Linked DNA regions of Homo sapiens: region 2 is linked to region 1. A link is a loop called in an ENCODE intact Hi-C map of the cell type or tissue named here. Cell type or tissue: Caco-2. All regions are shown on one strand. Each heading gives the region's core, and the rest is flanking DNA. Links, peaks and the distances in the headings are about the cores only.

Region 1 (16,646 bases), core at 4,788-12,787:
AGTTAGAGATAGATAGAGCTAGAATTCAAACCCAGCATGGTCTGACTCCAGAACTGAAACTGTTAACCACCATGCCAGACTGTTTTTTCCAGTATAATGCACTTTTTACATGTGTACTGAAACATTATGAGGTGTTCAATAAATCCAATTTGAAAATATTCATTGGCCTGGCGTGGTGGCTCACGCCTGTAATCCCAATATTTTGGGAGGCCAAGGAAGGTGGATCATTTAAGGTCAGAAGTTCAAGACCAGCCTGGCCAACATGATGAAACCCTATATCTACTAAAAATACAAAAAGTAGCTGGGCGTGGTGGCACATGCCTGTAATCCCAGCTACCTGGGAGGCTGAGGCAGGAGAATTGCTTGAACCTGGGAGGCAGAGTTTGCAGTGAGCCGAGATCACACCACTGCACTCCAGCCTGGGCGACAGAAGAAGAGCCTGGGTGATGCAGGGGGACTCCGTCTCAAAAAAAAGAAAAAGAAAATATTCATTAGCTGGGGGGCATGGTGGTGTATGCACCTATAGTCCCAACTACTCAGGAGGCTGAGGCAGGAGGATCACTTGACCCAGAGTTTGAGGCTGTGGTGCTAGCTGTGACTTCGCCATTGCACTCCAGTCTGCAAAACAGAGTGAGACTCTGTCTCAAAAGAAAAAAAATAAAAATAAATCAGATACTTGGTGCTATCACAGTCAAGCATTTACTTAAAGTTTCAAAACCATCACTTTTCATTTGTTTTACAGGTTAAGTAAAATAATGTTATATTTAAAATTTCACCCCTGGAATTTTATCTGCATTGTAAGGTTGGTACAATTATGTTTCTGCATTGCCATATTAAGCTCAGTTAACTCAATTTGAAGCTATTTAGATTTTCTGATTTTAGTAGGATTTGTTAGGTAATTATACATCTATATCTATGCCTGTCTAGCTGTCTATCAATACACCATTTGGCTTCTAGTTCTTAGCTTACTTATTTTACTTCTACTGAAATACAGTAACATTTATAAAATTAAAAGCTAGGCCAGGCATGGTTACTCATAGCTGTAATCCCAACACTTTGGGAGGTCGAGATGGGAGAATCATTTGAGGTCAGGAGTTCAAGACCAGATTAAGCAAAATAGACCTGTCTCTGCAAAAAAATTAAAAATTAGACAGGTGTGGTGATGTGTGTCTTGGTCCTAGCTACTCTGGAGCCTGAGGCAGGAGGATCACATGAGCCCAGAAGTTTGAGGTTAAAGTGAGCTCTGATTGTACCACTGCACTCTAGCCTGAAAGACAGAGAGAGACCCTATCTGTAAAAAAAAGGCTGGGCATGGTGGCTCACGCCTGTAATCCCAGCACTTTGGGAGGCTGAGGTGGGCGGATCACAAGGTCAGGAGATCAAGACCATCCTGGCTAACACCGTGAAACCCCATCTCTACTAAAAATACAAAAAATTAGCCGGGCGTGGTGGCGGGCGCCTCTAGTTCCAGCTACTCGGGAGGCTGAGGCAGGAGAATGGCATCAACCCGGGAGGCGGAGCTTGCAGTGAGCTGAGATTGTGCTACCGCACTCCAGCCTGGGCGACAGAGCAAGACTCTGTCTCAAAAAAAAAAAAAAAAAAAAAAAGTAAAAATAAAAGGTAAACCATAAGCACTCAAACTTTATAAAAACTCTCTTATAAGTATAAGGGGTCAGACAGGCAGGACACCAAAATTATAAGAGCTAAAATTATATATAATATAATATAATCATGGCAAAGCAGCTTGTATGTTCTCTTGCTATTGTACAGTTTGTCATTACGATGTCATGAGCACCTGCACAAAGCAGATGGACCTGAACATTATCCAACATTTCCTGCAGGGCAGCCCCCGGGGCTGTGAGAGCATGCTTATTTTAACAATTTGTTGTGAGTGGTCCTGAAAAGTTCCTGAATTTTTTGAATAGTTTAGAACTACAACCTTCATAATCAGTTTACAGGAAGTTCGAATAATTGCTCTAAGATGGCAGAAGTTTCACTCCACATTGTTTACCAATATGATTTAATCTGGCCGTTTAAATTAACATATTGATGGTCTGAAATATATATACATGTTGTTTTTACTATTGTTTTCAAATGAATGAGGTATGTCTTTATCTTCTGACATGAAAAATTTTCGTGATATACTGTCTAGTGGGACAGAAGTTTCGGGACAGAATGTACCATATGATTCCATTTTGTAAAAATTAATCAATCAATTAAACAAACAAATCTATATGTATCTATCGAAAAGAGAATCCAGCTAGGCATGGTGGTGTACATGTGTAGTCCCAGGTACTTAGGATGCTGAGGCAGGAGGATAGCTTGAGCCCAGGAGTTCAACGCTGCAGTAAGTTCATACTACTGCAGTCCACTCTGGACTACAGAAGGAGAGCTCGTCTCTAAAAAAATGGGAAAAAAAAGAGGAGAAAAATAAAAGAAGAATCCACTCTACTACTTAAAGGTCAGGGGAATTGAGCCTTCCATTTATATTTTACATTTCTGTGTTGCTAATTTTTTAACTATATGGAAGTTTATTAATGATGCAATCCCTGATTTAAGATACAAGAAATGCATCAGAAATCCAGATGTCAATGTCCTATACAGATTCTTGCTTTGAAAATATGTTCTGAGAGCAATGTGATTGCAGTCCTTGGAAAATCTTCTCTGACTGTTGCTGCAACTTTACTTATTTATTTTAAATCTGTACATATTTAATGCATACAGCTTGATGAGTTTGGAGATAAGTATACATCCATGAAACCATTTCCACAATCTATGCCATAAACATATCAATTACCTCCAAAAGTTTCCTCCCACCCTCATTATAATTTGTGTTAAGAACACTTGACATTGATCTACCATCTTAGCAAATTTTTAAGTATAAAATGCAATATTATTAACTCTAGGCACTATGTTGTACAGATGTCTAGGACCTATTCATGTTGCATAACTGAAATTTTTTGTGCCCTTTGACCAATAGTTCCCCATCTTCCTTTGCCATATGGCCCTGGCAACCACCATTCTACTTTCTGATTCTACGAGTTTGACTATACCTGATACCTCATATAATTGGTATCATGTAGTATTTGTCCTTCTGTGTTAGGCTTATTTCACTTAGCATAATGTGCTCCAGGTTCATTCATGTTGTCGCAAATGGCAAGATTCTTTCTCTTTTAAGTCTAAATAATATTCCACTGTATGTATATATACACCACATTTTCTTTATCCATTTGTCCTTTGGAAATTTAGGTTGCTTGCACGTCTTGGCTATTGTGAATAATGCCGCAGTGAACACAGGAGTGAAGATATCTCTTCAGTATACTGATTTTGATTCCTTTGGATATATGCCCAGAAGTGGGATTTTTTAATCATATTATATTTTTAATTTTTCAAGAAACTTCCAAACTGTTTTCCACTGTGGCTACACCAATTTACGTTTCCACCAACAGTGTAGAAGGATTCCCTTTTCTTTACTTTCTCGCTTGTTGAATTTTTAAAGTATCACCTTTGAAAGATAAATACAGTATTTTTTAAAACAAAAATATTTCTCCAGGCATGGTGGCTCACGCCTGTAATTCCAGCATTTTGGGAAGATGAGGCAGATGGATCGCTTGAGCCCAGGAGTTCGAGACCAACCTGGCCAACATGGTGAGACCCTATCTCTACAAAAAATACAAAAATTAGCTGGGCTGGTGTCATGCTCCTGTGGTCCTAACTACTCGGGAAGCCGAGATGGGAGGATCACCTGAGCTTGGGAAGTTGACACTGCAGTGAGCTGAGATCAAGCCCCTCCACTCCAGCCTGGGTGACAGAGTGAGAACCTGTCTCAAAAAAAGAAAAAAAAATCAAGAAACGCAAGCCACTGGTTTCCACAGCAAGTCTTGACCATAGCTCCACACCACAAGGGGGTGCTGTGGGATTCTGAATGAGTCACATCACTGGCACCTCAGTTTCCCCTCTGTAAAACGAGGATAACACCCCCCTCACCGGGAGGTGGCGGAGCTGAAAAGATGTGGCTGTGAAAGCGAGTGGGTCTGAGTGGGTTCTGGGAGACTGCCTTTAATTTTCCTAAATTTGAATGGGGGTTGGGATAAGGTGAGACCAAAGAATCCCTGTTCTGGTCGATTATGTTTCTAAAACTAGAACTAAGAATTCAGTGCTTAGCTTCCTCCTCTGACCTAAGTCTCTTCTCACACTCCTATTCAAAGTGCTGGGGTGGAAGGAAGCTTGAAGTCACCCTGTCCTCAAAGAATCTGACAAAAGTTATGCACCTGAATCCCAGAAAACTGCATGGAAAGCTGAATTTTAAATATAATTCCTGGAGATTCCCAGGCCCACGTGAAGGATCCTTCATTGATTTAATTCAGGCACCTTATTTTACCCAGGAGAACAAAATTTAGAAATTAAGGCCACTGAACCTGGCTGTTAATGGCTCACAGATTCCCCATCCCCAAGAATTGCTCTGGGTATAAGACCCACCTACAATGCAGTGGTGTGATTTATGCTCCTGAAAGCACATCCTCTGCCAGGTGCAGTGGCTCAAGCCTGTAATCCCAGCACTTTGGGAGGCCCATGAGGGTGGATCACCTGAGCTCAGGAATTCGAGACTGACCTGGGCAACATGGCAAAACCCCATCTCTACAAAAAATTTAAAAAGTAGCCTGGTGTGGTGGCAGCTACTTAGGAGGCTGAGGTGGGAGGATTGCTTGAGCCCTGAAGGCAGAGGTTGCAGTGAGCTGAGATTGTGCTACTGCACTCCAGCCTGGGTGACAAAGTGAGACCCCGTCTCAATACATACATAAATTTAAAAAAGTGCATCCTTGCTTGCCTCTTTCCCCCTCCCTGGTCTGTTTTCCTCATGAGCTTTTCCTGAAGAGCATATGCCCAGTAAATCACACACACCTCAACCTCTGTCTGGGGCTCTCCTAGGGAATCTGACCTCATACTAGTACCAAGTGTCACTGGCATCATTTTATAGATTCCAGACATTGATAACATGTGATGACAATACACTGATAAGATATCTAACTGCTCTCTTCACTTTATAAAATCATGCTTGGGACCTCAGAGATCATTTAGTCATCTTAGAGGTGAGGACATGTATTATATATATGTAGATATATACTTTATATTATTTATATATTTATTCTCCTGCTTTTTCCACTTAATATCATAACATGACGATTTCTCTTTACTTCTTTTTTTGTGGCTCCATTTGGTAAGCTTTGTAAAAAGAACTTGTATTTGGGGCCGGGTGTGGTGGCTCACACCTGTAATCCCAGCCCTTTGGGAGGCTGAGGTGGGCAGATCACCTGAGGTCATGAGTTCAAGACCAGCTTGGCCAACATGGTGAAACCCCGTCTCTACCAAAAATACAAAAAAATTAGCCGGACATCATGGTGGGCACTTGTAATCCCAGCTACTCGGGAGAATGAGGCAGGAGAATCGCTTGAACCCGGGGGGCAGAGGTTGCAGTGAGCTGAGATGGTGCCACTGCACTCCAGCCTGGGTGACAGAGCGAGACTCCATCACAAAACAAAACAAAACAAAACAAAAACAAAAACAAAAAACTTTTAAGTTCAGGGGTACATGTGCAGATTTGTTATATAGGTAAACCTGTGTCTTGGGAGTTTGTTGTACAGATTATTTCATCACACAGGTGTTAAGCCTAGTACCCATTAGTTATTTTTCCTGATCCTTTCCCTTCTCCTACCCTCTACCCTCTGGAAGGCTCCAGTGTCCACTGTTCCTCCTCTATGTGTCCATGTGTTCTCAACATTTAGCTCCCACTTATAAGTGAGAACGTGTGGTATTTGGTTTTCTCTTCCTGTGTTAGTTTGCTAAGGATAACGAGCTCAAGCTCCATTCATGTTCCTGCAAAGGACATGATCTTGTTTTTTTATAGCTGTATAGTATTCCATGGTGTATATGTAGCACATTTTCCTGACACAGTCCACTATTGATGGGCATTTAGGCTGATTCCATGTCTTTGCTGTGAATAGTGCTGCAATGAACATATGTGTGCATGTCTTTATGATAGAACGATTTCTATTCCTTTGGATTTCCCTTTACTTCTGTCTTTATAAAGATACTTGTGAAAAGATGCATAATATTCTAATCTATGAAGGTAGCTTTTTTAAACCTAATATACTCAAATGGAATAGTTATTTGTATTTTTATTATTATAAATTATAAAAGGGAATGTCTTTATGTAAATATTTGTTTCTGTGTTTCAGGGGTTTTTTCCCTTAGGAAAAATCTTCTAGAAATAGTTACTGGGCCACAGGGTATGATATGTATTGCAAATTTTTCAAAAAATTTTTACCAACTTAACATTCCCAACCACAATGCTGTCTGGCAATTTGAACCCTCTTGCCAATATCAAGTGTTATTTTTATAAAAACAAACCCCAAACTCTGACTTAAAGTGAAAAGAACTCACTGCTCCATTAATTTATCTTTATTTACAGTAAAGTTGATTTTTTCATATATTTATTAGCCATTTATTTTTCCTGTTTGGGGGCGTTTTCCCCCTTGTGTAGGGCTTTACTAATGAATTTGTACAGTTTTTGACAGCCACTCTGAAAAAATATTATACTAGTTGTGGACTTTGTTACTAAGCCCTTGATTTAGAGATATTTATGCTATAATTTCTCCAGAGCAACATTTTTTACCTGTTCTGTGGCAAAGTGTATGGGGAAAGATTTGAGTCTGGAGAAATTCCATTAGTAATTAACACTCAACCAAATTTACCTCCCTCGCTACAGGCAAGACGGAATGTCTTTAAGAGAGGATTTCTAAACATAAAATGTAATGTGATAATTAAACAAAATATTTAAAGTGGAATGGAGGCAGAAATGAAAACAACCAGAAAACACTTACATATTTATGAAAAAACACAAAGTGGGCAGATGACATTGTTCAAAATGCTAGGGTTAGGGCAATGTAACCCATGTGCCTCGAAGATACTAACAAATTCAGACATCCCTAATGTTAGGTTTGTCTTAGGATTTCAACTTGTGGTTTTAAAAATGTTTCTCATTTGGTTGTTTTCTTATTTCAGAAATAAAGTTGACACTAAGAAAAATCCAATTGGATAGATAATCAACACTGCAAGTCAAGCAAGTGTTTTAGCCTCCTTCTCAGTGCAGTGTTATCATTTATCTGTTTTCATGATTAAAAAAATTAAGTGCTGACAGTTTTTCAAGAGACAAGATTAAATTCTGTACTGAAATTCTTCAAGCTTGAGCTCTAGCCAGAGGTGAACTTTATTTTGGAAAATCTGAGAAAATAAGCTCCATTAATTCTGAGGTGTGGAAAGAAAGATCTTGAAATACCCCTCACTTCTCCAGACACATTATTTAACCTAGCACATTCCTTACAGCAGCTGTTCCAAATCTTTTCCACTTTCCCCAAACCCTCCTAAGCCGTATGGAGAAGGCAGATGCTGGGTGACCTTCCTTGTCCAAGCTCCTCCCATCTCCAAATGCCCCCATGTCTACTCCCACTGAATCATAAATTCTTTTAGGACAGCCCACTGTCTTTCCTTTACACTCCCCTTCTCCTAGTCCAAAACGGAGTGCCCTGTTCATAAGAATGGTTCACTAAGAGTTTAAAAAGGAATGATTGGGGCAAAATCAACTTAAACAACATGGATCCTAGATTTTGCTGGTAGTCAGACCCTGACTAGAGTCAGTTTCCTTGGAATAATGAACTAAGGCAGGAACACAGCAGAGTGCCCCATACAGGCCTAAGTTAGAACCTGGTCCTACCACTCATTAACTGGGTGATCCGGGACAAATTAACCTCTCAACCCCACTCCCCCTCATTCTTCAGATACTTCATCTCAAAAAATGAGGAACATAGAAATTCCTGGCTCTTAGAGCTCTTAGGAGGATTAAATCAGAGAATGGAGTTGGTGCAGAATGTACCAGTTAATAAGCGCTCAAAATAGCTGTAATACATGTTGTCATATATCTTCAATATATCAAACCTCTGAATAATTTGCCAGGTTTGCAAACTGTTTTCCTAATCTCTTTCTGCCTTATGCAGGCAAACCTCAGTTTAAAAAAAGGAAAGAGGGTGTTGAAGGAGAGCTGATGGGAATTGTTTCTCAGCTCCTTCACCCTGATTTTAGAACTTTGATCTACCTCTGAAGCCAGGAAAACCTGCACCTCCCCCACTCCAGGATGGAGGACAGAACACATGACCTCTGCTTTACTTCGCCATCGGCTCTATGTACCGCGACTCCCTCTCCGATTCTAGTAGTCCCTAGCTCAGTGCCTGGCGTAGGGTGGCGCGCAACAGTCTGCACAGTTGAGTTGCTTAAATCCCCACGTCCCTTCTCACGAATGGACTCTGGGCAGAGTTGCTTACTTCTGTACCTGCCTGCTTGCATCTTAGAGATCATTTTTGTTCTGCAGACTCTAAAGCTCTTCCTCTGATTCCTATCAGAGCATAACTCAATCACAAAGATTTCAGGGCGGACTATTCCATATGCATTGATTATTTGTCGGTTCACTTAGTAAACATTTATTCAATGCCTACTGTGCTTTTTAAAAAAAGAAGAGCACATGTTTAGCTATAGAAGAACTTGTTTGCTTTTTTCCCCCTCAGATCCTTTAAACTCCGGTGAGGTTACCTTTCTCTTTTTGAGGCTTTAAAATAATGTCTGACTATAGTGACATCTACTGGTAAAACTGAGCTCTAAGCCAAGGGAATCATAAGCACCTAGCCTGTTATTTTGACAGTTCTTTTTTCCCTAAGTGTGGTCCAGGCGGATGTCCAAATCAACATTCTTTGATAATAAGAACTACTAAACCACTTCATTAAAGTCACTTTCCTGCTAATGATTTCTGAATCTTAAAAGCTGTTCTGTTTAAAATACTACCGCTATCCTTGCTGAAAAATCACAGACCAAGATGCCAGGCAGCCTTTTGAAAGGACCATACTTAAGAAAGTGCACAGAACCTTAGAAAGATATTGCATTAAAGTAACTCATATTGAATTGAATGGCTGCAAGCCCTGGCTAACACAGCATTGCTATGAACTGATGGATTCCAGGACATTTCAGTTCACGAATGAATTATTATTTAAAAGTTAATTTGTATGCCATGTGGCAGATACGATAACAAAGAGATGAGGTCACCGGATTCTTCTATTAAAGAAGTCATTGGTCAGGTTTAGGATTTTATTTTACACATAATGAAGTATTCAGTTGTTAAATTCTCAAGGTATCCATCAACAGGACATTTAACACAACATAAATACTGTGCATTTGCTGAAAAGAAAAGCAGGAAGGAATAAGAAATAATGCTTTTATAATATTAGTAAATTATATTTTCTAAAATGGAAAAATAAAGCTTTTTTAAGAATAGATTTTTAATTACCTTGAATTCTGGGAGAGAAACAACTATATAATTCTCCAGTAATTTGTTGCTAGCTTGCAAAATGTTAACTACGTCTGCTGGTGCCAATGAGTTTTATCAATCAAGATGCGTTTGGCTAGATGTCCTCATGGCAGCAAGAGGCTGAAGCAGCTCTAGCACCACCTCCTTACACAAACAGAAAACACTCTTCAGAAGCCTCATTGTGAGAACAAGCAACTCTTTCCCAGAGGTGTTGCCTGCAGACTGCCTCTCACGTATCATTGGTCAGAACTGGTTACTTTGCCCCTTTCTAAGCCAATCACTGGCAAGAGGATTGGAATGTTTGGTTTAGAGACTAATTGAAATTCACCCCTACCTTAGCCCCTCCTCTGGGTTTGGGTTGGGTGCACTTTCATCAGCGCGTGGCACGAGAACTTAAAACTGGGGAGATTCAAGCAAGGAAAAAGGGAGGAGGTTGAATTTGGGTAAGGAAACAATGGTGTCTACTACAATCAAGAGGTGAATGTGTGGGGAGGATAATGAGGCAGATGTGGGTCTCTAGAAATCTGCGTCGGATGGGAAGAACGAGGGTGCCAACCCAAGAGAAATGCTGGAGCGAGAGAAATGTTTGTTTGATTTTGTTTGGTGTGAATATAGAAGAGATCTGAACATATCTATAAGCAGAAGAGGGGTCAGTAGAAATGAAGAGTTTGAGAACTCAGAAAAACAAGTTCCCGGAGCAGATGAGAAAGAATGGAATCTCCAGTCAGGTACCAGACTTTGGGATTTGGAAGACCAAATTTCAAAAAAATGGCTGAGTCCATCAGAAAATTGCCAACTTTTAATTTCTTTGATCAGGGGCTTTAAAAAAAAAGTTAACAATTCTTAATTAAAGTTACTTTCGATTACAATTAATTGAAGGTAATCACAATTAATTTCCATTTATTTATCAGTTTCTGGATTTTAAACATTTTTCTTGTTAACTTTCTCCAGTTTTTTTTTTTTGGCTATCAATTACGTTATTGTGAAAATCTGAATAAGGTTGGCATAATAGATGATAGCACTGTATTGATGTTAATGTTCTGATTTTGCACATTTTACTATGCTTATTGAGAGAATGTCCTTTTAAAGGAAATATACACTGCAGGACTGTAGAAGTGCGATGGTCAATTTTATGTGTCAATGTGGCTAGGCTAACGGCACCCAGTGGTTTGGTCAAACACCAAAATAGATGTTGCTGGAAAGGTATTTTTTAGATGTGATTAACATTTAACTCAGTAGACTTTGAGTAAAGCAGATGGCCCTCCGTAATGTGAGTGGGCTTCATCCAATCAATTGAAGACTTTAAGAACAAAGACTGAGGTTTCCGAAAGAAGGAATTCTCCTCAAAGTTGCAACATAGAAACCCTGCTTGAATTTCCAGCCTGCTGCTCTATGGAATTCAGACTCAAGATTGCAATATTGACTTTTACCTTAATTTTCCAGCCTGCTAGGCTGCCCTATGGATTTCCGACCTGCCAACACACACAATCCCATAAGCCAATTTCATAAAATATATGTCTACTTTCCTTCTTCTCCTCCTCCCTGTACGTTCTTCTTTCTCTTTCATCCATTCATATATATATATTTTATATATATATATTTTATATATATTTTATATATATACATGTTATATATATATTTTATATATATACTTTATATATATATTTTATATATATACTTTATATATATATTTTATATATATACTTTATATATATATTTTATATATATATATATATATATATATATATATATATATATATATATGGAGAACTGTGACCCCCGACTATACAGGGGTAAATGGCTTCATGTTTTCAACTTACTCTCAAATATTAACTCTAGGGGAATCTGGGTAATGGGAATTCTTTGTACAATTCTTGCAGTGTTTCTGTAATTCTGTAATTCTGAAATTATGTCAAATTAATTATGTCAAATTAAAATTATGTCAAATTATGTCAAAATAAAAAGTTAACAGCAACATTTATTTGAAAGCCAGTTTGGAACATAGCTTTTCTCTTATATATAAGCATATAAACTTGGCTACATTCCTGAGGTAGCTGACAAAGTCCAATTTAACACATAATGTAGCTGAAATACTGTGCCCTCCCACAGGGATTAAATAGGAAGAAAGCAAGACCGTTTTAACGGTGATTCAACCAGAAGGGAAAACACTGAGATTGAGTAACAAATTTTAATTCATCTTTACTTGGGTGGAAAAACGATTGCACAGTTTAATATTCAACTGCCAATGTGGAAAATGGGGGAAAAAAACAACAGCTGGTGGGTTGAGGAAAGAATGGTTGATAAAGAAGAAACAAGTGCTTGGGTGTACCTAGAGAGGAAGGGAGGAGAGTTTTAAGGGAGGTTTTGTTTGATTTGGTTTGATCTGAAGAAATTTGAGCATATTTATACACAGAGGATGGAGCTAGGGTTGAGTGAATAGTTGAAATAATATCAGAGAGAAACAAATGGGATCTTAAGCAAGCAGTGTTTTTTAAAATTTTATATACCATCAATTTGTTTTAATAGTAAAACTGGAGGACCAATATAAAGTTGTTGACTTTTATATTTGCCAAGTGAAGACTTTAAACACACACACACACAGCCACCCAAACAATGACTATCCACTATTACCATAATTTCATAAAGGGTAAACACTAATACATAAAGGCAAAATGTAAACACTTACTAGATTTAGCATGGTGTTCTTATTTCACTGAGGACTGTTTTATGGACTCTGGCTTTTTAAGTTAGTCTTGGCTGAGCATCTATAAGCACCTGTGTCTATCCTGGTAACCTGTGTGAAGCCTGCTGAAGAGGGATGTTCTCAAACACACACTTTGGATGGTGGTACATCCTCATCTCCTCCATTGTGGCTTTGGTTCTTCCGAGGGCTTGCTTCCCCTTACCTCCATAGGTGATCCAGGTAAGCCCTGACCTTGGCTCTAGGTTCCGGTTCCTCCTCCTCCAAGGGCAACCTTACAAGTGGAACTGTGGCACTCACCTCCACTGGCTTTACTGAAATTGCATGTTTATCTTCGAAGTTTTTGAATACTTTTTATCACCAATTCTGCCCTTTGTTAATGTTCAAACCCACTTATCTCTTTCTGGTTAGTGGAGCTTTACTTGTGTTTTCGCCTTGCTCATCACCTCACCATTGCTTCTCATAGAATTTTTTGGCTGGAGAAATGTATTAGCACTTGTTTCTGTTTCTCTAATTCATGTTAGATGCCTCTTACCTTAACAGGGAACAGCTGGTTTGGCTACACACCTTACTGGTGAGATTAGTGCCATTCCCCTGTGCTTTGTTTAGGACCTTTCCTGATCCACAACCTTTAGGGTAAAACTCCAAGGCAATTCATGTCCTCTTACCTGTAAATGAAAAGCATGAGATCAATTAGAAAGTGTTTGCTTTGGGTCAGACAGACTGTGTGTGTTGTGTGCTTTGTCCTCTGTCCTTTTTAGCAATGTGACTTCACACAAGTTTCTTAAACTCGCTAAGTCGTCTTTCTCATTTGTAACATAGAGAAAATAAGAATCTCAAAAGGCTTTTCCAGGGATCAAATGAGAGAAATATGTAAGGAGCTTTGACATGTGCTGGCACATGGCAGGGCTCAAGAAATAGTGCCTGCTGTTATAACCCTCCTTTCTTCCTAGCACTTTCTAGAACTATGCTGTCAAACATGCTAACTACTAGTGTCACTGAAACACCAGGGGTTCGGTCTAGGTCCTGCTGCTTGCTGCACGGAAAGGCAATGACTGAGACAATGAGTATTGCCAAGGAAAAAGGCTTTAATTGGGAGCTGCACCCAAGGAGATGGGGGTTCAGTCTCAAATTCATCTCTCTTACTGATTAAAATTAGGGGTTTATATAGCAGGGAAGACATGTTACTATGTCTGAGAAAACAGGAACTCGAGAGGCGTAAGGAAGCAATCATGATGAATGAGGGGCCTGGCGTTTCATTGTGTGGATGCAATGACGTGGTTTCAGTTCTTTGATACTTCGTGAGAGGCCTGGGGATCCTTTCCTGAGGAAGGAACTCAGATACAAACAAGGGTCAATTTCTATGTTTATCCAAAAACAACTGTCTATGGGACTGTTAGTCGGTGTCACTAGCTAGTGGAGATGGTTGCCACAAATTCCACCTGTAGTTGCTCTTGGGAGGAGGAGGAACCAAAGCCTGGAGCCAGGTCAGGGCTGACCTGAATCACCTATACAGACAAGGGGAAAAGAACTCTCGGAAGAACCAATGTCATGATGGAGGAGATGGGGATGTACAACCATCCGAAACAACTTACAGCTCTAAGTTTCAAGCTTTAAGACTAGAAGGGCCAATTTCTACATTTATCCAAAAACAACTGTCTATGGGACTATTAGGTCATTTCACTAGCCACATGTACCCACTGAGCATCTGAAATATGGCTGGTCTCAGTTGATATGTGCAGTAACTATAAAACACACATTAGATTTTGAGGCATGGTATGATGGAAAGAATGTATCTCACTAATAATTTTTTATATTGATAACATGTTGAAACAGTAATATTTTGGATGTATTGGGTTAAATAAAATATATTATTAAAATCAATTTCACTTGTCTGTTTACATTATTTAATATGGCTTCCAGAAAACTAAAAATTATATGTGTAGCCTGCAGTGTAATTCTACTGGACGGTGTTATTTTAGAATCCTGATTTTTGTCTGTGAAATAGGTTGACAAATTGATGTATGGGATCTTTCTTCAGAGATCACTCCTGGATATGACCCCATCGTCCACCTGACATCCCTGCAGAGGATGGCATGTTGACTTTATGACTTCTTTGGCCTTAAACATCTGCTTTGTACTGTTTCTTGCTTTTCTCATGCACTTAGAAGATTAAAGATCTTAATAAGATAGAGAGATGTCATCTGAAAAAGGTTGGCCAGATAGCCCATCATATCCCCAAGGGTCGAGTCATGAAGAGATGGGAAATCTGCTTGTTAGCATATAGGTGGCAAATATTGGGTATTAATTAAGATTAATAATTAATACTTGCATTTGGGTACAAGTAAGAGAAACACTGTTTTTTGGGGGGTTTTTTTTGTTTTGTTTTGTTTGTTTGAGACAGAGTCTGGCTCTGTCACCCAGGCTGGAATGCAGTGGTGCCATCTTGGCTCACTGCAACCTCTGCCTCCTGAGTTCAAGCGAGTCTCCTGCCTCAGCTTCTCGAATAGCTGGGACTACAAGGTATGACCACAATGCCCGGCTAATTTTTTGTCTTTTTAGTAGAGACGGGGTTTTGCTATGTTGCCCAAGCTGGTCTCCTAAGCTCAGGCAATCAGCCTGCCTTCGCCTCCCAAAGTGCTAGGATTACAGGCGTGAGCCACTGCGCCCGGCCCAGAAACAAATTCTAACTTAATCACAAGTAGGGAACTAATTGGAAGGATAGTGGGGATCTCACAGACTTGATGGAAGAGCTGGACAACTGGGCATCAGGAGGGACAGGACCCAGTCTGTCTACAGGATTTCTACAGCCGGCACCCACGGCCCTTCTCTCTGGGCACTGCCACTGGACAGCTCCTTCTGCGCTTGAGACCCTGCTCATGATTCAAATTACAGAGAGAGATAAACCTGACTTGGCTGAGCTCAGGTCATGGGCCTGCCCACTTCCTAGGCCATTGGGGGTAGGATTCTGAATTGCCAGCTCCACCAAAACTAGAGACTTAGATTTCAGCAGTTCCCCAAAGGAAGGGGGTTATGGCAGAAACAATGCTTTAGGTTCACCAAATTCTGTTGCTATTGTTCTTTTCCTCTTCCTGAGCACAAAGGAAGACTTATTTCCTACCCTCCTTTTAAGTTAGGTTACAGCCAATGGCATTTGGGTAGAAACGATGTTCTCCGTCAAGACTGTTGATGTAAAATGTTGGTAAACTTGGAGGCTACCTGTATAAGAAGTCAGGATCATCAGGGGGAAGGAGCCTGGAGCCTAATCACCACTCAAAGGAGAGATACTGTAGAGACCTTGCAACTTACATCAGACTGTGAGGGAATCGAGATATAAAACTTTATTTTTTAAGACTCTTGAGATTTGGGGTGTTGTCTGTTATAGCAGCCAGCATAATTACTCTAATACAGGGATATTATTTTAGAAGAAAGGGGATGAGGGAAGCTGGGAATACATTCTATCTCTCTAGGAAGAGCAACAATAACCAAAAACATAGAGTCTTATTTGTGAAACGATACAAATTTTATTAATATACAACGGGAAATTTGACAGTTTAGGGAATCAGGTACTCAATCTTTTGATTCTCTTCTGCACTTATGGTATATGAGAAGCCAGATTATAATCACATAGTTATTTGATAACACAAATATACAAAGAACAAGGAGTGCTGATTTTGTAATGCAGTGTTCAGGGACATGAAGACTTGACTGTGTACTCATTGGGCCATGTTTCTTAAAATGAAGTTCAAGAGTCCCTCAAACCAGAGGTACATAAAGCCCAGGATAAATATGACACATCTGCCTAGGGTACCAAAGATTTGGGGAATAAAAAGCTAAATAACTGAATTGGTAATTTAAAAAAAAAAATTTACACTAAAACACACAGATATATTATTAATTAGGATGCAAAAAATTGCATGGATTTTTTTTTTTTAAAGCATGAAGCCTCCAAGAGGATTTGAGCTTGAAGTGGGCAGCTTTAGGCTTAGGGTAAGCAGAATAGTGGAGTCAGGAGCACAGGCTTGTAGTTGGACAGACCAGGGTTTTGAGAATAAGACTCTTGACACTTATTAGCTATGTGATCTTCGAAAAGTCATGTAACTTGTCCAAGCTCTATAACCTCATCAATATAATGAAAATAAACAGGCTTGTTGCAGGGACTGAAGGAGCCAGACCACAAAACTAGCTAGGACAGACACCTGAAGGATACAGTAAAGTATGGTGGTTAGTGTAGCTGTGATGGTAGCTATGCCTCCAGATTCTTCTCAGCTATTAGGGGTGCTTTGGGGAGAAAAGCTGGGAAGTCACTATCTTGGTGTATCTCATCTCTACAATGGAGCAAGCCTGCCAGAGTCACTCTCCTGTCCTTTCTCCTGAGCCTGGCCACCTTTCTTCTGATTGGCACACTGCACCTGTAGAAACAGTCTGGGGAAGTTACGGCTGAATGTGGCTGGCCCAGGGTTCACTTCTGTATATTCAGATGACTGTGTATAGCTCCATTCTTTCCTGCTTGGAGGCCGTAGGAAGCCAGCTCAT
Region 2 (16,646 bases), core at 5,406-13,405, 360 kb before region 1:
ATTAGCCAGGTATTGGTGGCACATGCCTGTAGTCCTAGCCACTCAGAAGACTAGGGTGGGAGGATCACTTGAGCCTGGGAGTTCAAGGTTACGGTGAGCCATGATTCCACCACTGCACTCCAGCCTGGATGACAGAGCAAGGCCAGGTCTTTAATTAAAAAATAAAAATAAGATAAGAAAGAAAACATTTTTATACAGTTGTACAATGTGTTTGTGTTTTAAGCTAAGTGTTATTACAAAAGAGTCAAAAAGTTAAAAAAATAAAAATTTATAAAATATAAAGTTACAGTAAGCTAAGGTTAATTTATTTTTGAAGAAAAATTTTTATTTATAAATGTAGTGTAGCCTTAGTGTACAGTGTTTATAAAGTCGATAGTCATGTACAGTAATGTCCCAGGTCTTCACATTCACTCATCACTCACTCACTGATCCACCTAGAGCAACTTCCAGTCTTGCAAGCTTCATTCATGATAAGTGCCCTATACAGATGTACCATTTTAAATCTTTTATGTCATAATTTTACTGTACCTTGTCTGTTTAGGTATGTTTAAACGCACAAATACTTATCATTGTGTTACACTTACCTACCGTATTCAGTGCAGTAACATGCCGTACAGGCTGGTAGCTTAGGAGCAACAGGCTACACCATCTAGCCTAGGTGTGTAGCAGGCTACACTGTAGCTTTGTCTAAGTTCACTCTATGATGTTTCACACAATGACAAAATAATCTAATGAAGCATTCTCAGAATGTCTCTCCCTGATTAAGTGATGCATTACTGTAAATATAATCAGTGCTAGGCTTTCTTCTGGATGCTCTCCCAGAGACATCAGAGGATTCAACATATTGGCACTGCTAAAATCAGGAGAGAAGCTGAGTCTGGGGATGGTCCGAGAGCCACTCAGGGTCACACGGCTACTTTTCCTTCCTGAGTGCCTTGCCTGCCATGCTCTGCAGGGCCTCATCTTACCCAGTCACTATAGGTCCGAAAAGCTGTGTTCACTGGTTTTGCAAGATATTGGGAGGCACCGAGGGTAATTAAGTTTCAGTGAACAGGGCTACCTCTCAGTGGTGTGTTGGTTGACATTCTCCCGAGAGTTCTGTTCCAAGCCCTCTCATTTCTTGAAATGCATCCCTTTGCCCTCCAAGGTGTTCCAACCTGCAGCACTACTGTGGGTCTGAGTAACCCAGAACAGCCATGGGGGATGGCCAAGGCTCTCTGTGGGGGAGGCAACTCTCAGTGCCAGGGACCTACACCCAGCTAGCCCAAAGCTGTCCAAGGCAGCAGGGTTCTACTTTTGTCATTCAAATGGCTTGTTAGCAAACCACTGTTTGATGAACAAAGCTTGTCTCTCAGTGCTGAGAAAATGACAGTGTGTGTCCAGGGAATGGACTGACACTTGCAAGGCTCTCCCCATGTGGCTCCTTCAGTGTAGGAATAAAAATGAGCCCTGGAAGTCACAGAATCTTCCGGACGAGCCTCACCATGGAATCCCTGGGCACCTGCTCTGTGGACTGTGTGGTGGATCCAAAGGAGAATGAGGCAAAATCCCCCTCAGAATCAGACTTCCAGATCATCTGGCTCTACCTGCTCCTGAATTGCCTGCCTTAGAAACCCAGGGACCAGGACCTCCCAGTGCCTTCCAAATGTAAATCCCTGGTAGAGAGGCCTGAGACTGGGTATGTTAATCAAGTGGCCTGGGTGATTCTGGAGATTTCAGCAAGTGTAGTAAACAAGGATTCTAGTCAACTCCACTTTTGAGTGAGAAAGGCTCAGAGAGATTTGCCTTGGCCAAATCACAAAGCATGGTAGCCAAGAGCCCAGGTCTCTGACCCACGATCTTATCTGATGATCTTGTCACCACTGAATAATTTTTGTCTTACAGGGTTGTAATCTTTTAAGCTATGGGTATGTCAAGGCATACAGAGCAGCGTAATGGACATTGGAGACTCAGAATGAGAGTGGGAGGGAGGTGAGGGATGAAAAACTACCTGGTGGGTATGACTTACACGACTTGGGTGACAGGTGCGCTAAAATCCCAGACTTCATCACTATACAATTCATCCATGTAACCAAAAACTACTTGTACCACTAAAGCTGTCAAAATAAAAAAATTCAAAATAAAAGAACAAGGTTGCACTCCTAACTGTGGAACAACTGGGTATCTAGGAGGTACCCAAACATATGCCTATAAATGAAGGAGCTCCAGAAAGGAGATGTCACAATGAGTTGAAGAGTCTCAGATACTTTCCAAGGACCCCGTCCTTGGAATTTGGAATGGGGCCAAGGGGAGAAGGAAGGCCAGGCAAGGTTGAGAACACTCTGAGCAATGGCCTGGCACTAGAAAGACGGCAGTGTATGTAGGTGCCTGAGGAGAGTGGGGGATGCAGGGGAGCTTGTGGGAAGATATTGGAAACTAGGTTGATGGGGTCATAAAATAAAAATACCATATCCTTTTTTTTTTCTATTAGAAGGAGAAAAAAACCCAGGACAATAGAAGTACTAAATGCAACCGAGAAATAAACCCTAAGAGAAAGCAGGTCGAAAAAATTCAACTACTTCCATAGTGTGGTGCAAAGAGCCCACCCCTGGGAGCTGACAGGAATTCTGGCTCTTGCCCTGCCACTGACCTAGCTTCTGATGGTGGGGAAGTTCCTTCCTTTCTGTGGGCCTCATACCACATGATTGTTGAGTGCCTCATTGCAATGAAGGGTTTTTTTTTTTTTTTTGCATATGGCTTGTAAGAAGGGACTTGGGATGATGAAAGGTGACATACACTGAAATTGATAATGTAGCAAAATTAAAATAAACGGCATAGCAAAATGAACAGTTTATAGTATTTTCCTCATGTGCATCAAACAAATGATTGTAAAAAGAAATATTTAGAAGGTATTATAACAATCATTCTGGCAATCCAATTTAGCTATTTTGAGACAGGAAATAAAATCAGGGAAAAAATGTAAGAAATTTCATTTTTCTAAAGAGAAAATACACTATACCTATGAAGAAATGTATGCTATGTGAACACTTTTAAAAAACAACATACTTGGAATTTTTAAAATAAGCCGAACAACCACATGCTTAGAAGCTCTATCACATGACCTCCTGATCTTCCACGATTCTCTACTGGTACAGAGACTTTATCTTTCACACAGACTTCAAATATCTTTGGGAATTTGTGCTCCTTATTTACTGAGTGCTTGAGAAGAAAAGACAAAGCCAGTGGAATGGTCCGAGTGTGGCATCCGCTGCATTTATAAAGAATAAGAGCTGCAGTGGGTGTGATTCTTGGACAGAGTGGCGCTCATCCTTGTTCCTGCAATGAAGGACATGCCAGCCTCCAGGCTCTTTGACAGGTAAAGGGTTTTACTCCATCAGAAAAAGAGTTTTGCCAGTTGCAAATAATGGTCATATTGTACTTATATGCCATGAGGTCATGGTCTGTGAAATTAAACTTAAATGGCCAGGTTCCTGCATTTCTCTGAAATCTTTGCTGGCTACTTATTGATTCATATCCTCCTCAACAGGATTTGCTAGCAGACAAGCAGTAGCAGCTGCCAAAAGTTTAAAAACAGCTTATAGGAGAAAACTTACAATTAAAATGATTTTAATATCATGAAATATATGATTTTTATCATATCATTAAATAATATGATTTTTTTTACTCTGATGTGTGAAAAGCTCACTATTACCTAACTGTGATTTTAAAAATTTAATTATTATTTTTTAGAGATGAGGTCTTGCTATATATCTTGCCCAGGCTGGGCTTGAACTCCTAGACTCAAGCATTTCTCCTGCTCAGCCTCCCTGGTAGCTGGGATTACAGGCACGCACCACTACACCCAGTTTGCCTAATTTTTAAATAGCCCAATGCCTCTGGCCCATTTGTCAGGCACTGTGTGAGACCAGGTGCTTAAGATATGCTCTGGGAGGGACCTGAGTTCAGCCCATCTTGAAAAGATGAGGGCATTTTAGTGCCTCTCTCCAGGCCAAGTCTATAAATCCTGTTTACTAACATTTAGACTGATCCTCCTATCTCAGCCACTTTCCTGTTCTCAGAAATTATATTCAAGAGAATCCTTTTTCTTAGTATGAGGAGATGAATTTTTCTGAGTTCCATGTACTTAGGGACTTTCTTGTTTGTCTTCTACCCCCTGGTGCCCCATTTGTGGGACACATAATTGAGTACCTCATTGAAAACAGCCCGAAACAAGAGAGGCCAGGCAGTATAACGGGTAAGGGCAGGACTTTGGAGACAGACAGGCTTCAGAGCCATAGGTCTACCATTCATTAATTGAAAAGGACACTGTTTTTGGAAAGTGGTTCATCAGCCTGTCCACTGTACTTCTAAAAACGGTCAATTGGGGGAAATCTCTCCTTCCACTTCAACGCCATCCTTGGTCCTTGTGGTTTGGGTGGGGCCTTGCTACCCAGCTCAGAGTGGAGAATGTGACATGGGATCCAGACCATCAGAGCACTGCATCTCCTGGCCACAGTGATTGGTAAAGGACCCAATGAGAAACAATGACACTTCTGCGGGAAGTTCTGGAAGAGACTCTTACACTGAAGCTGAAACTGGAAGCATGTAGTGCTGGCCTGCTGTAGCCGTCTCGCAACCAGAAGGGAATAAAGGGGAGAAAGCCAACATGATGGAGGCGGAATGAGAAATGAGGAAAGAGAAAGCATGTACCTTGGTTAAGCTATACCTGAAACCTGTGTGTCTTCATTTTTAAGCACATGAGTCAATAAAGTTCCCTTTACTTAGGTCAATTTCTGCCACTTTCAAACAAAAGAATCTTGACTGATATACTCTGAAACTTGGGGCAAATTACTTCATCCCTCTCAGACTTTATTTTAAAATGGAGATAATACCGCCTACCTTGTAGAATCATTATGAACGGTAAAGGAGATGTACGTAAAATAGCACAAATCCTAGTACTTAAGTATTTAATACATTTAGCAATTAGAAATTATGAGTATTATAACTTTTATAATTATTAACTATTATAAAAAGACATTGTGTGACCTGAAAAATGAATACTTTATGGTATTTTTCTTCATGAGCATCAAGGCAAATTATAATAATAAAGATATTTAGGAGGTATTATAACAATGATTTCAGCAACACAATTTAGTTATTTTGAGAGTGTTCACAATGCCCAATTAAATAAATGGCATATTTTTAACCTTTGATATCTTTAAAAGTTATAGATGATATTGCCTAATCTTACCTGGAAATTTTACTGCTTGACAATAGATTACAAGGTCAGAAAGCTCTGGTGCAATCTGTCTGCTTTCCTTTTTATTCTGATCAAGATAAAATTCTTCTCCCAGTTCCATATCATAAACCTGGTAAGGGAAAAATGATACCATTTTACATGGAAGGTATATGCTACTCACCTCTGGATTCCCAAAGCTCTTTTATCTGTCCTCCTCTGGTGTTATTACTGTATTTCCCCTTGCATGGTAATTATCCATATACATGTCCCAACAGCTTTCCTAGAGTAAAAGCTTTCTGAGGGCAGGAGGTGAGTCTAATTCATCCTCCATCTTCCCTCAGTGCATGGTCCACTGTCTTACATGTGGAATGGTCAATAAATCTTTGTTAAATAAATAGAGGATTGACTATGTATCTTCCGTGGCTCAAATTTTTGACATATCTTACAATTCCATTGTCCAACAATGTCACTGCAACTGCGTCTAAAGATTTGCTCAGAGTCTATAAACTGTGAGGCACTTGAGGATAGGGTCTGGGTATCTCATTTATCTTCCTATTCTCAGTGTCATTCCTCTGCTATCTGGCCCGTTTATCTTCTTGGTCATCCCAAATGCCTTTAAAACTTCTTGCAATTCCCTGGACATACCAGGCTGCCCTCTTGGCCCGAATGTTCTGTTTTTGTCTGTTTAGCCAAATCTTCCTTCTGAAACCTCATCTTCCCTGAGAGCCTGTCCTTGATTCTCTGATAACACAGTATAATCACTGTTCTATGCACTTACATTCAACACAGTTGACATGTCTGCCTTCATCACTAAACCACCTCTGTGCCACTTCAGTACCTGCCACACATACACCATTAGTAGGTATTGGCTGGATGAATCAGTGACTAACTTTCCACAAATGGAAGGTGGGTGTCTTTTAATATCACCAAGTGAACTTTGGCAGGTATCTAAGGGAAAGTGAGGGGAAAGGTGAAAGGGAGGGACAGGGAGCAAGTGGAATCTCATCTGAAACTGACAAGAGTACCACATGGTCAAAGTGTCATTTAACAGAAACCGTTCACCCACCTTTCCTTTGTTGCAAGCAGAGTTATCTGCTTTCTTTATCCTCTTTGGGATTTCTTCATTATATTCAAACTGAAGCTTGTCATTACATGATTTATTTTCAGGTCTGTCTTCCAGAATGTTGTCTGAAAATAAGTTAGCAGACTTCAGTGAAAACGAACCCAATGCTTCACTTAAGAGCTACATGTGCATCACTGTGAGGACATCCAGATACTTGTACTTATCTATAAGAATGAGGCTCTAACTATATAGTATGTTAACAAAATGATGGCTTGAAGCATAACTGTAAAAATTGGGTTGATGCAGTTATTTTCAATTTAATTGATTTATTTACCAGTAGTTTTTGTCACTTATATACATAATTTAAATGATTCAAAATAATCTGGCATATAGACATAATCTAAATGAAGATGCCAATTTTCATACAGATGATTGGAACTGTGCAAATATTATGGAAGATACCCCGTGTCAAGAAGCTGACAGCACACACGTTTGGGAAGGATTTAGTGGCTGAAGCACTTCTAGAAGGTACATACATGATTGACTCACTCTCACTTTGAAATGAAGCTATTTACTTCTTTTACCTTGAGAAATGCCAAAACCTAGGGGGAAAGACTTATTATTGGGTGCAATGCAAAGTCTTCACAATTATAATTAAAAAGTAAAGTTTTCATGATTGTTATTAATTTACTAAGTGATAATCATAACAGAAAATAAAATATATCTGAATATTATATCATAAGATATAATCTTATATTTTGCTCTTTTTTTGCTTTTCTATTTGGAATGACTCTAAAGGTATTAGAAGTGTATCGTGATGATGACCTTTTAAAATGAAAAACAAGAAAGCTAATTTCTCACTCAAGATTTAGTATCGCATCATCAGAGCACAAACGATTAGACCAAAAGGACCTTATACCAAATCAGGGCCATGCAGGCTGACAAGAAGTAAATGAGATAAATCATTTCATTACATTTGTATTCACAGAAGTATCACAACGTCATGCTAACCGGGCCCAAGAAATTGGAAACAGAATGCTGACATCCATGCAGTTAAAATGCCCCGTTCAAATGGCATTTACCTTCCTGACCGTTAGGAGCAGGGGAGGCAGTAAGGACATCTGCTACAGAAAAACAGAATCAGAAAGGGGTAAAGGAAGGAGAAAATTAAGACAAACACCAGATAAATTAAACAAAGGCATGAAGCAAAGCACAAATAACAGCAGCTTAGATTATAAATAAATGAAACAGGAAATGCTCTATAGATTTAATATTTTGACTGTGGAACAATGCAAGGACTAGCAGTAAACGAAATGTAAACATTATTAATGTGAATCATGCCAAGGGCTGACACATTCATGTTACATATTTTCAGTTACTGACTGCTGTAATACTCCCAATATGACTTCATTTCAAATGTACAGAAACAGATTAATTTCTTGGAATTGTGCTGTCATTGTCATAGAATATGTCTGCGTTAAGTTGTAAATTCAAATTTGTCTGCAGTGTATGTTCAAAACTAGACACAAGGTAAACAACAAGGTTGGGAGAAAAATATTAAGAATTTATTACCCAAAAGGCAGAGTTACAATTTCTCAGATAAATAACTCTCATTTGCAACTTCCTTAGCGTTTTCTTGCAATAATTCTGTGGCTAGGCATTATCTCATTTTTATAGCCCAAATGGTGTTAGATTAATTCCTTTATTTAATGGGCATGAAAACCAAGGATGAGAGATCACAGAGATAAACCGGGCACCCTGACTTTAGAGATGGGTTCCTAATCTAGGATGCCTATGAGGGTCTCAGGAAACTTGTGAAACTCTTGCAGTTGTGCAGAATTTTGAGAGCACGTTTTATTTTTCAGAGGTGATAGCTTTCATCTGATTCTCAAAAAGACCCATTATTACGAGAAGCTAGGAAACCTTTTAGGCCCCCTAAGAGGCTGGTAACGGTGCTTCCCACAGCAGGTAGATTTCTGTTCTCTATCCCTGCTGGAGAAAGTGGAGATGGTCACAACAATAATCAAAGGCATGTGGTTAGTAAGGCATCTAATAGTCACATACGGAAGCCTTAACTGGACAAGCTTCAACAAGTCACAGCATAACTACAAGGCCTGTTTGAGAATCATCCAGTCAGAGCGATCTTTCAATGAAGGGGGAAATACTCATGTAGTGGTAGTGGGCTTAAGTGGTCATACATTACAGATCTTAGTGCTGGAAGTAGAGGAAGAACATCACCAAACACTTCGCAGAACTTTTGATTACATATCTGAGGCATCTAAGGCCTAAGGTGGTGAAGACATTGCCCCAGGTATCACAGTCTACTGGAACAGAGCCTGGTGTGGTCCCCTTTTCCAATGATACTCCACCTCTGCATATGTGGATTGTTAAAAATACATGCAACTATCTTAGAAATTCAGTGGTATAGGACTAAATTTCCCAAATGAAAATAAATCAGAAAATCCTTCTCCCACCTGTTCATTTTGTTACTTGCAAATCAAAACCATCTATAATAATTTTTTGTTATTTCTTTATGTGAAATCTACAGTATAATAATAATTTCTAAAAAGGCTTTTCCTTTCTTATTCTCAGAAGTACAGAAAAAGCACAGGAGTAATTTATGAAAGAGCAAATTTGTTTTCTAGTGGACTAACTACTTATAGGGGCATATGACATCTAGATTAGTTGATTTCTTAGGTGTGATTTTTATTTCATATCTGAATCAATTAGTTCTATGGGGCATTACTGCAACTGTAATGGGGAAGAAAACCATGGGGAAGAATAAGTTAATATAAAAAATTCACATTCCCATGACTTTGCAGAGAAATTGTCTTGACTCCTTTTAATTTTTTCCCCTCTTACTATCTGATGAGATATGTCTCTCATATTAGCTCATGGGGTTTCAGGTGTAGCAAACTGGCTTTTAATTGGTGGTATGGAGCAATCAACTATTACTAAGGACAAATACTAAATGATGTAGTTTGGTATTATATTTGGGGGCAGACAGTTTGGTATTATATTTGCAGTATAACCAGTGATGGAGGCTCACAAAACTGAACTATGACTGGAGACAACTCAAATTTCTGCTGAGGAGCAGATATTTGGAGGAGGGGGCTCAGTTGTCTTAATGCATGAGACAACTTAATGGTAAATGGTTTCTGGTCTGGGCATATCTGCATATTTAGCAAAACAATTATTCTACATAGAAAGAATATATTCTACTATATAATGTTTATAGAAATAGGAACCTTGGCATTTTCTTATTATTATATTGTTGCCTTTCAGACATCACCAAAATGAAACAGTCTACTATCAGCAAAGGTACCTGAGTAAACATTCTGCAATCTCTAACAAATGTTTAATGCAAATGAAACACACTGAAAACCTAATTCTCATGTGAGAAGAATCCTTCGCTAGTAATCTGTAGTTAACATCATTCGTGTGACTTTTTGTGTTGCGTCATTAGCATTGCCTATGTTTTTTCTCTTTGGTGGGGCCAGAAGGAAAGATCTTGTTGGCTTAGTGGTATGAAAACCAGGGAGGGAGGGGAAATGAGGCTCCTCTCCTTTCTTTTCACTACTAGAATGCCAGAGCAAGAGTGTGAAACAGAGAGCACAGAGCCGTGATGCTGCCCCCTGCCGGTGGTGCAGGAGAAAGGACGCAACCTCAGTCTACGACTCCTGCCAAGATTATCAGCCACGCTAGAAACTAAAGGGTGAAAACAGGGTTTCTCTGCTGCAATTCCATCTCTTCCTCTAGAAACTTGTCGTAGGAATGACTCCCTGTAACTTCCCACACCTGCCTCTTCTTTCTGTAAGTGTTGGCTAACAGAATCCCCTCCTTCCTCGGTCCTTGCTAAGTGACTGAATTCAGAAACTCCTGGACAATATTACAACCATCCGTATTACTGGTCTTTGGCGCTCTAGACTTATTTTAGAAAGAAAAATGTGGCAAATCATCCAAGAATTTTCCTGTGCACAGCATAGGGATCTGTTTCTCTTACCATCAGAAAGGGATTCATAGTCATAATCATATTCGTCCTCCTCATCTTCCTCTTCCTCATTATTGGCAGGTCGGGGGTTGGCATTCCCACCATTATAAGCCTGCACTTGCATAGATGCTAACTGATGAGCCTGTAAAATAGCAATAATTGTAAACTGCAGATGCCAAGTTAATGAATTCATTTATAACCTTTAAAACTACCCCTGATGTTTAACACAATCGTTAAAAGTGGCTTAACCTATTTTGATACATTTGGGAGAGGAGAAAAAAATCTAGATTCCCTCGAAATGCAATGTCAACACTTGGGTGAACGTTAGCATTCCTACAGGAAGAATCCTGGAGCTTTTATAAACAATCTCCAGAAGACTGTGTGCAGTGCCCAGCTAGCCAGGTTCCCAGGACAACCCCTCCAAGAGAAAGCTTTGGTGATTTGGAGAACCAGCATCAATCCCAAGTGACTGAAGAAGTGAATCACCCATCAATTTTTCAGAAGTATGTCTCTGTTAAGAAACCATTTTTTCCCCTTCTTAAAATAATATCTACAGGCTCCTGACCTTGAGAACAATATTAGAATCCCTATGGACAAAGAGGCCAAAAGAATTGTTGTTGGTTTAAATAAAATTGTTTTCAAACGGCTTTCTGAACCATAAATCAGATTAACAAAACAGGCCTAGAAACTTTAGGAAACTTGATGTGTGCAGCCAGGGAGGTCACATACTCCGTGTTTACTGGAATTACTGTGAAGTGATAAGCATCAGTACAGGTCTGGGAACCTACCTAGCTTAAGAAAATCATCTGAAATATAGGAAACGTTACTTGCATGAACTAAATGCAGGAAACAATCTAAACGGGGTAGAGGAACGGGGTCAGTAAGCAATGGTTGTCTGCTGGAGAGAATGAGATATGAAAAAATAATTGATATATATTTATTGAACAAAGGAAGTGAACAAATTCTTTTATTCAATATTTATGCATTGAATATACTATATAGATTATATATACACACATATATAATTCTGCATGTGTATGTGTGCATACATGTGTGCTAATATATACTATATATAATGTATGTGTGTGCATACAGATAATAGCTATACATGTAAATATATACACTATATAAATATACATATAATTCTGTATTTGTTTTATATATTTAAAGTGCAATTATATAAAATGACAGTCACGAAGTCCTAGATATTAAATGTTAATATGGCAGGGGTTCTTCACTTGTTTTTGCATCACAGACTTCTCTGGTTGTCTGGTGAGACAGGATCCCTTCTCAGAATGATGTTTTAAATGCATAAAATGAAATGGTTACAAAGGAAATACTGTTGAATACAGTGATCACATGTTATAGGAACAAATTTGTGCTATTAGAATATATGTGTTTATTAACACAGTAGAAAACATAGTAGTAAGTTAATTAACATTTTTGAAAATATAAATTGAGCATAAATAATTCTTGGAGATATTAGCGACAACTGTGAAGTATAATGAAAAAGTTGCCATTTCTATTGATGACAATAGGTATTGCCTATATTACTGTAGTTTATTCCCTACATTTATGATCAGAGGAAATGCTAAATTTCAGCTAGAGGTTAGTGAAAATAAAGATGTAATTTTTTTCCATTTATATTCGTAGACTCCCTAAATTCTATTTGTGGATATTACCAAGGTTAAGAACTCGTGTAATACAGTTGTGTTTGACCCTGGAATTATGTATGTTTTAAAATAATTCTCTATTCCCTAAATTTTTGAAATGTGGTTATATTACCTTTATAATGAATATGTATACATAAGGAAGATACAATTTAGGCTGTGTCCATATCCAGATGAAATGTATTACAAAGCAGTCCATTCCAGATAACTGGACATGGTCTAGGCTGCGATTTCTCAAAGTGGGTTTTATGGAGCTCGGTGGGTGTTAATAGGTGTTATGGAAAAACTGACAATTACAGGAACCACAAGATACACTGAATGCCTGGAAGCAGCAGCTTAACCAAACCTGAACACATTCCTACTACAGGGTTTCACACAGCCTTCATTTAATACGCTAAAGGGCATCACGAGTCTTCAAAGATCTCCAGTGCAGCATTTCCCATGCTTACTTAACCAGGAAATTTTTTTCCCCTGTCTTTCTCTTCTCAGAGTCTCTCATAGGATTAGTGTTCTTCAAAACTTTGGGAAATCTGTTGTAGGCACAAGTGAGCCACAAAAGCAGGTCTGTTTATCGCTGATAAGAGAAGGGCCTTGACTCAGCGAGCACTCAAGGTAATGCCAAGTGCTGGGAATGATGACGCCAAGGGCTGGACAGACCCCACTGGCAGGGAAGCATGAGAACTGTATGGGAGAAGGACACTGCTCAAAGAACCACGAATAGCAGTGTCTGAAAGTGGAGTGCCAAGGCCCCCAAGATGCTCAAGGAGAAGCATGGGAGAGGTAGCCCAACAAACGGCCAACAGCTGGGACCCTTCTATGCAATATCCTACTTATTCTAGGGTAGAAAAATGGGACCTCAGCCCCTGAATAAAAGTAACTCGGATATAGGTTGTGGTTGGAGGTATGGGTCAGATGAGGAGACTGGCCCTCATAGGGCTAAGCAGGAGCAATGTCTTACACTTCTCTGTTTCCCCAGTACCTAGCCGCAGTGTCTGTCATTTAAGGTGAACTGAGTTTTTTGGGTTCAAATTCAGGAGAGGAATGTCAGAATCCTGGAGGATCCTGGTGGGGTATAGTTAGGAGACCTCAGGATGCATCTCAGTACAAGCCAGAGGCAGGTGGAGGGCTTCAGAAATCCTGCTCTGAGTCAATCCATCCTTGCTGAGGGTGAGTTCTTTGTATGGGAAATGACTCCGGCCTTCTATGTTAGCGGGTAGGTCTGAGCCCACTGGAGCTCTGGATCACCTGGTTTATTTGAGGTCAGATCATCACTAGGTCTAGACCCATGATCTACCAGAAAACAGAAAGGCCTTACGGATGTGACTGTGGAATCATTGCTGGTACCCCTTGGGAAGTCATCATGAAAGGTTGCAAGCAGTCTTAGAAAACTGGCAATAGGGATTATATTGTCCCATTTTTCCAAAATAAGGAACAAGTAAGTTGTGGAAATTATACTGTGGGCAGTGTCAAGGTGATAGCTGACAAAATTTCATGATGGGGTATTAATCACTTGGTTTGTGAGAACTTAGAAAATAAAGAGGTGATTTGCAAGAGTTAGAGTGGATCTACTAAGAACAAGTTTACCACACAGTGACCTCCTTAGCTGTTTTGGATAAGATAATTCACTTTATGGGAAAAACAGCAGATAAATAGTGTTTCTCAAACTTCCAGGATAATAAGAATTATTATTGTTATTATTTTTTACGCAGACACCATGGTGACTTAAGGAATTATTTTTATATAAACAGATGACCAGGCCTTTCTTCTGGAAATTCTGACTTAGTCAGTCAGATTTGTGACCTTAGAATCTGTTTTTCAAAGTGCTCCAGCGATTATTCTTATTAATGTACTCTGACTTCTGTATCACCTTTGAAAAGGGCTTCTCTAAAGACCCAAGTCTGAGACTAAGCTCTATTGCTATGAGCTGGGTGGCCTTGAGAAAGTCACACAAGTGGCCAGGTTTCAGTTTTCTATTTTATAAATAAAGAAATCAATAAAGAAGTCGAAGCACACTCTGGGAAATGCAGGCTACAAGAGAGGAGAGCACCAGACGGGGGCAATAATCATCAAATGCCAGGGGGCTTATTTAAGAAGGGCACAGGCCTCTCCATGTGGCTGGCTGACTCAAGGGCAACTTGGGATGAAGACACAGTTTGAGAAACTGCTAATAAATGTACCAGATGACAGAAACAAAATTCACAAAGAACTTTGTAGGACGTAATAATATACCAAAACCAAGAAGAGCAGAAATAGAGATAAATGTGAGGCTCCCATATACAAAAGGTTAAAATTCATTGTTAATCTGGAAAAATGGGAACGCTGGGCATAAGAACAGTCTATATGAAAATAACTGAATGCTTTTTGTTTTCTACAAGCTCAACATGAGCTCAGTGTGTGCTAAAGAATTTTTTTTTTTTTTGAGTCAGGGTCTTACTCTATGGCCCAGACTGGTATGCAGTGGCACAACATGGCTCATTGCAGCCTTGGCCTCCCAGGCTCAGGTGATCCTCCTGCCTCAGCCTCTCCAGTAGCTGGGAATACAGGCACATGCCACCATGCCCAGCTAATTTTTATATTTTGTGTAGAGATGGGGATTTGATATGTTGCCCAGGCTTGTCTTGAACTCCTAGATTCAAGCAATCGACCTGCCTCGGCCTCCCAAAGTGCTGGGATTACAGGCGTGAGCCACAGCGGCTGGCCAAGAATTTTTGAAAAGCAGACAGTCTGAGGCTGTATTAACAAAGGTTTAAAGTTCAAATTAGGGGAGGTGATGGTTTCACTGTTCTTGTGCTGTAATATACTACCTAGAATACTGATTTAGTTCTGGAAATCACATTTTCAGATTGACGAATTCAAGAATATCCACAAATTTAAGAATATCTACGATATTCTTAATGGTAAGTAAAGAGTCTTAGCAACCATATCCTGTCAGGAACAGTTGGCACAACAAGAATTTTTAGCTTGGAGAAGAAAAGCTGGTGGGGAAACACATGATAGCTTTCTAAATATAAAATTAGTCTGTACAGCTGCAGAGGGAAGAGGGAGGGCCAATGAGAAGGAGGAAAAGGAAGGAAGATTTGGGCTCAACATAAAAAAGACTTCTGTTCATTAGTGGAATGAAGGCCTTATAAGTAACTGCAAATGACTGTGCACAGAATGGAAAAGGCAAGGACATTCACATTTATCATTTATCTTGAAGACCACAGTGGTATGTGTGGTTAGCAGCTTTATCTGCTTGGCAGTGAGGACTGGGCAGGAATTGTTGGATAAAGAAAACAGCACAGATGAACAGGGCTCTAGAAGAAAAAGCACCACACTGGGTGGTCAGTCACTGATGTGGCATTTGAGGAAGGCAAGGTAGAGTATACATGCTAACATTTAAATAACTTTGTAACAAGGCCCATCAGCATAGGTGCCATGGCCTCTGAAACCCAAGCAAAAGCAAGGTCACCTGGAGCAGATTTGGAAGTGCAGATCTGGATAAAGGTAGACCTACTGGAGGTCTCCAACTGGTGGCCCTTGGGGCTGACTGCACCTCCAGACCTGACTTGTTTGGCTGGTGCAGTGTTTAAAAATAATTGAATTAGAGCTGTTCTTTGACACGGCGTGCACACTCCACTCCTGTCCTCACCACTTCCAGCTGTCCTGTATCCAGCTGGCTCCTCACACTGATGTTTCCTGCTTAGCCCCTGAAAGTGGCTGATTTTGCAACTTTTGGCCCAGAATCATGGGTGATCTTCAAATTGGGTAATGTATTACCTTCAGAGGACACAAACACTTCAAGGGAATATGCAGGTTCGGATGTTTGTAAAGAAACTGGTTTCTGTATGTTTAGCATCTGTGTGCCTGTACTCTTTGAGCCAGCCTGAGAGCAAGTCTGTAGCTGGCTAGTTTCCAAAGTGATGTTTTAGGACCAACAGTGCCCTCCTAAGTAGGACAAATAGTTTTGTCAGCTGTCATCCTGTGGGATAAGTAGGTGCAGACTGGAAAATGGACTCAGTGTTCTGTACCTGAACTTTTTCACAGACCTTTGAGCCGAGGGTCTCCTACACAGGTGGGTTTGTCGTGCTTGGGCCCAGATCTCTGTTGTCCGGATCTGGGCCCAAGCAGCATAAACTAGTGATACGCTGGGATCACAGGGCTATGGCTTTTGGGCTTCTACTACAGGCCCCATGCCAAGGGCTCCCCTAAGGGGACTCTCCCTAAAGGGGACTATAGCAGCCATTATGGGATGAACAACCCCCTAAGCTCAGTTTCAGACACAACAGTCACACTTCATCCCACTCAGAATAAATTAAATAACGGAGGTATATTCTATGTGGGAACTATTCCACAAATTAAATCTTGGGTGAGTGAGATGAGAGAATTTATTGGTCTATGGAATGAAAAGCCCAAAATCAAACTTATCATTTAAGGAAAGTCAGTCTTGAAAAACTAGTAAACCAGCAGGTCATCTGAAAGGTTAGAATGATGTTATTTTTCTTTGTTCTAGGCACACTGCCTTTTCATAACTGGTTTAACAGAGGGGAGTACCTTTTGCTTTAAGATATCCACTGGCGTCTGATGGGCTTTTAGCTTCTTGTTTTTAAGAAGAACTTTCTTTCTGAGTTGGTCAGGTGAAGGAAGCATTGGATCATCTGAGAAATCAGTCTCAAATAAGAATTTAGTCACCAGCTTTTCTCCAAACACAGTCTAAAAAGAATG

Evidence for each region. Hi-C counts contacts between places; a loop is a spot of excess contacts. Peaks named below come from ENCODE experiments on the same cell type or tissue, not always from the same donor. Only the 100,000 strongest peaks of a DNase experiment are listed, where the experiment ranks them.
Region 2: it touches region 1 in a loop (3-fold over the local background); 2 of 110 quality-filtered maps call a loop at or near these places.

Annotation. Positions count from the first base shown.
Region 1 is chr10:93,908,799-93,925,444 of GRCh38, reverse strand. It overlaps a transcript of SLC35G1 not described here. Among named protein-coding and RNA genes, the nearest start is that of SLC35G1, 23 kb to the right of the region's middle. In Caco-2, for the core only: a CTCF peak has its summit at 8,704 (motif pointing left); no DNase peak of the experiment used is centred there.
Region 2 is chr10:94,273,550-94,290,195 of GRCh38, reverse strand. PLCE1 (phospholipase C epsilon 1) reads right to left here. Exons shown (of 33, transcript NM_016341.4): 19 at 16,476-16,634; 20 at 10,285-10,414; 21 at 6,285-6,406; 22 at 5,231-5,348. It overlaps PLCE1-AS1 (PLCE1 antisense RNA 1), which reads left to right and starts at 3,126. Exons shown (of 4, transcript NR_033969.1): 1 at 3,126-3,355; 2 at 6,710-6,809; 3 at 9,567-9,602; 4 at 9,865-10,906. In Caco-2, for the core only: a CTCF peak has its summit at 9,919 (motif pointing left); a DNase peak (open chromatin) is centred at 9,905.